Linked DNA regions of Homo sapiens: region 1 is linked to region 2. Evidence: read pairs that join two places in POLR2A ChIA-PET (ENCODE). Cell type or tissue: A673. All regions are shown on one strand.

The links. ChIA-PET counts read pairs that join two places held together with the same protein. Peaks named below come from ENCODE experiments on the same cell type or tissue, not always from the same donor. Only the 100,000 strongest peaks of a DNase experiment are listed, where the experiment ranks them.
Region 1: POLR2A ChIA-PET joins it to region 2 with 13 read pairs; 1 of 35 experiments calls an interaction of 5 or more read pairs at or near these places.

Annotation. Positions count from the first base shown.
Region 1 is chr12:17,214,852-17,217,351 of GRCh38, forward strand. No RefSeq gene overlaps it. Among named protein-coding and RNA genes, the nearest start is that of LINC02378, 370 kb to the right of the region's middle. In A673, a CTCF peak has its summit at 1,085 (motif pointing right); DNase peaks (open chromatin) are centred at 1,100 and 1,530; H3K4me3 peaks cover 446 bases; H3K27ac peaks cover 2,142 bases.
Region 2 is chr12:16,725,830-16,728,329 of GRCh38, forward strand. No RefSeq gene overlaps it. Among named protein-coding and RNA genes, the nearest start is that of LMO3, 120 kb to the left of the region's middle. In A673, no CTCF peak of the experiment used is centred here; DNase peaks (open chromatin) are centred at 492, 582 and 1,232; H3K27ac peaks cover 2,444 bases.

The DNA.
Region 1 (2,500 bases), 490 kb after region 2:
AGAATTAATCTTCGTCTTCACACACACTGGCTGATGCTAACACAATTGCAGAAACCATGTATTTAAAGCTACATTTTACAAAACCTCACTGGCACAAATCAATAGAAAGCTTTAGTGGCTAGAATGTGTGTAATAGTAACAAGTAGAAAGGTTAGTGTAGAAGTTAATGGTTCTATCAGGAATAAAACAGAGTTAAAATGTGAAGGAAAGGTCTACCACAAGTGGTTCATTAACCTTTTAGAACCCCAGTGTATCCTCTCTGTAAAGATTACAGCAAATCTGACTCAGACTCTACCAGCATTTGCTAATGCTCCATCTCAGCACAGAACTGTTTAGATTTCTTATGGTAGAATTATTTTCATTACAATTGCACGTTACTGCTGAAATTAAAACAGCAGGACTAGACTCCAGAGGGTATCAGTAAGCACTCACCATGGAGTTATTTTGTTTTTGTTTGTTTCTTTCGAGGTCTCCTTTTATATCTGATTCAGCTTCAGACTGACCAAAAGTGCAAGGTCCAATATAGAATTATCTTGTGGTCACAGTCATGTTTTTCATGGGTAGCTGTACTTCTCTTAGAATTCTGTTAATTTTCAGCTTGCTTTTTAACATTCATTGAGTGTTGAAAAGGGTGAGGAATTTTTCCGACCCTCCCTGAATCGCTGAGAAATATAAAATAATATTATTGTCTTTGTGCATAAAAATATATTCCATGACCTCTGAATCACTTGGCAAAACTGTTTTTGGAGAAGGGCGATAATTTGACTTGCACTGTAATAATTCAAAGTTACAATTATGGTAACAAAAGCCACAATTTGAACACATTGGCATTCGCAATGATTTAATGCCTTTCGGTGCGATTTATTCACAGTGTTGTCCCTTATCTTTCATAATCTCCGTTATTTTTTGACCTTAACAAAAGAATGAAAGGAAAACCGCATCCTTGCCTTCCCTTGTTACAGCATCCTTCCTGCTTCCTTCCTCCCTGCTCCTTCTTTCAAATCTTTCTTGCTTTTCTTTCAGCAAATTTCAGGGTAGAAGTTTAAATGAGCAGCTGCCACAGCAGGCACTGCCAATGTTCTCTGGCCAATCAACCAACAGGGGGTACTCTTGTACAGTATGCCTGGCTCCCCTTTGGAGACAGAACTAACCTCTGTGACAAATTCAGAGTCCACCAGCTTGGAGCCCGAAATCCCAGACCATACATTCCTTCCAAATTTTCCAGTTGGTAATCTATCCTGCTGGGCTGATTTCTCTCAAATTTCCATGTAATCCAAAAATAAAGTTATTTTTTATTTCTTCTTCTGTTTTTTTTTTTAAAGAGGGGCAAATTCAGTTCATAATTAGGGGAGGAGTAGTTTTTGGATTCCATCCCCTGCATGAAATCTGTTATAAATATGTCCTGCCAAAATCCTGCACTGTAATGTGCCAGTTTTGTAATAGGTTTAGTTCTCTGGTCTTTTTCTCTAAGTCCAAATTCTCTGTCATTTTAAAACATTTTGTCCTTGAAAACCTTTTTTTTTCTCACAATTTTTTAAAGATGATGTGGTATGCATGTTTTAAGCCATCCCATCTGTGACAGCTGAAGACAAAACCGTCAGCTTGAGTTTTGGCACAACTTGGGCCTCTGTCTTGTAATCTCATTTGTGCCTGTCCTAGAACTGTTCTTATTAACCAGAATTCTTATCTCATAGCCACAGCCGAGGGCAGCACTGTGGCTCTTTGAGTACAATCAATGCACTGGCTAAAATGACGTCCAGATCTTTGTTAGAGCAGACACCATCTTTGGAATCGACTGTGATGTTGAAAATTGTCGAACCCCTTAAGCTGTCTCATTTCTTTTGCTTGAATGATGGTCTGAACTGGGCAACGTCAGAGAACAATGACTCTGGCTCTTTGAAATGTTGATTTGCATCTGTGCCATGATGTGATGAGCACATAAACTCTTTATATAGTTGGTCAATGATAATAAGGCTTTCTACAAAGAACACCATATTTACCATTTAGTTGCCATCTCGCTTGCCAGAAAGCTTTGTCCATAAACAGAGCAGACTTCATGAAGCCCAGAGTTAAATAAGAACCTTGACATAGCTGAAGCCATATCAAATTTTTGTATTTTCATTGTTCTTATTTCACGTAATTTTAAACGCAGTACTTCATCGGATGTCAAGTCACTGGCACCAGAATTTTTTAAGAGTCAAGCCTATAATCTTCTCTTTGATTTGAAACTTAGGATTTTTTGAAAGATAAACTTTTGTGTCTTCATGCTGTATATTCAATAACACAGACATCCTTTATAATACAATGATGTCCATTTATCATAATGGTTAGATTACAGGATCTACCACTCTAGACTGTTGCCTTATTTTAGCTCTGTGGCATACATAATTTATGAATTGTTGGTAACTCAAGAATGTGTTTATATCCAGAAAGAGTGACTATATAAAAAATAACTCCCGAAGACATTTGCCTATTGCTATTGAGATCTTTCCTTTGTTTT
Region 2 (2,500 bases):
AAATATATCTTAAATGAATAATTTTAGGGATATTTTAAAAATGTGATGGTAGCTTAAATAAAAAAGTCCAATGTGGAAAGATAATAAAGTATTGATTAAAAGTATTAATGAAATAAATTTGCTAGATTAGAACTACTTGATAAATAATATTTCTTATTACTAATGTCTTTATTATGTATCTCAAAAATCCAAAAGCAGATTAGAAAGTTAACAACTAAATTCATTTTTCCCAAGCTTGTTAATACAAATGGATATATGTAATTTTACTTTTTTCTTAGTGAGTGAACTAGTATGTCTGCTTATTAGTTAGCAAAGCCTTACAGGTGTGCACATTTTGAGAAAAATACATGTAAACATTTTCATCTAACCATTTATTTTCATGAAACTGGGCTTTGGCCAACTATACGTGTTTTAAAATCACTTAAGAACCTTATTACTTTCATTGAAAGTCTTCAAATAAATTATAACATAGTCTACAAAGAAAATAGGCTCCTAGGGTAGATATATTGTTGCCTTTTATTTTTACAGCCCTTCCTTCCTTCCTTCTTTCCTTCCTTCCTTCCTTCCTTCCTTCCTTCCTTCCTTCCTTCCTTCCTTCCTCCCTTCCTTCCTTTCTTCCTTCTTTCCTTCCAGATATATCTGTTGTCTGTCTACTATGTGAAAAGTCCTTAAAGTCAGGGTTTAACATGAAGCTTCATAATACTTCCATTGGAGTCAGAAAGACTGGCAATTCAATATACGTGTAAAGAAATGAAAACACAAGATAATTTCAGATTGTGATAAGATCTATGAAGGAGGCAGATATGGGGCTGTGATAGAGATGTACATACTCACATACTCATAGCATTCAATGAATTTTCAAGAGATCATACTAAGGAATATGGAAAAAAGCCTGTAGTACAGAGCTTAATGGCAACACAATTTGATTCCAGCTCTCCTTTGCCTGACAAGCAGAACATAATCAAAATAAAGAAGAAACAAGTGATCTGGGGTGAAGTCACTTTAATTATACTTCTTATATTTAAAAATGGGAAATTAAACTATAAACAGATTATCATATTGATTATGTAAATATAATGATTATCTGAAAAATGTAAAAACTGGAGATGGGAATCTGGGTTGAAGGCAGAATTACTGTGTTTGTCTGTATGAATTTTTTTTATCCTCCATTCTCTTTTTGCTGCTCTCACTGAATGTTTATTATGCCAGGCACTGAGCCAGACTCTGAGGGTAGAAAAAGTGAATAAGACATTGTTCCTCTCGTCAAGGAGTTCACAGTCTAGAGGATTCATATGACACTTCACATTCCTAAGTTTAGCTCTCTTGGGAAGAAAAAAAAAAAGAAGCAAGTATAAAATTTCTTTGGGTGAAGCAACCTTGACCAAATGTAACTATGTAAAAAACCTACCTAAAATCCTTCTCCCTCAGGAACCTAAATGAATCTTTCCCTCACCTCATTCATGGCTCTGCTCAAGTGTTACATTCTCAGTAAAGTCTTTACCAGCCTTTGAATATAGCATCCTAACTTTCCCCAGGACTTCCCCATCTTTGTTTTTCTCCTTGGCACTCATCATCCTATAAATACCCTATGATTTAATTATTGATTTATTTTTAAAAATATCTGTCTTGTGCCTCTAAATGGTGAGTTCCACGAGATGAGAAGTTTTGCCTCATTTTGTTCATTCGCGCATACCCAGTGCCTAGTACGGTACCTGTCTCAAACCTGGTACTCAATTTATATTTATGAATGGAAGAATATTAAGATAATAGAAAAGTAAAATATATGTTGCTTTTGAAGGATTAAGTAGAAAAGAAACAGAAATAGTTATAATTAAGGCATTATTCTAAACCTTTCAAGGCTACCTCTGTACCTCCAGGTACTCATTGCTATTTATTGCTACCTAAACCTTGGTAAAGTGTCTTCTGCTCAAATAAAAATAAATTATTTACCATAAATTAGAAGGCAATGATTCAGCTACAGCTCAAACTCTACATGAACAGCTTTATCAAGTCATTTCTTTATGTTCTAGAGGATAGCTGACTAAGACAGCTACTCTCAAAAAATGATGTTTAAACAATTATGGTTCACCTGCTATACATTTATAATTCATCAATTAAAAAAGAAGTTTCTCTTTTACCTTAGCTTTGGGAAAAGTATTCTCAGAAAGAAAGCTAAGGTTGGATCCTGTTGGTGATTGTATTGTTTTAAAGATAACAACATTACCATATACATCTTGGCAGCATTTTTGAAGCTCAGCATTTTTGAAGCTCTAGTAGCCAGATTTTAAATTTTAAAAAATGTAGTTACCAAAATAAGGCTTTTCCAGTGTTTAAAAAGCTCAATGAGACTATATATTAAAGTGCAGTCCATTGATGACCATGTCTTATATTAAAAAAATATAATTGTGTTCTTGAACACTTTTAAAGGCCGAGGTAGCTTGTTTATTTACAATAATAATGGGGCCAGCTGTTATCTTAAGCAAAAGTTACAAGTAACATC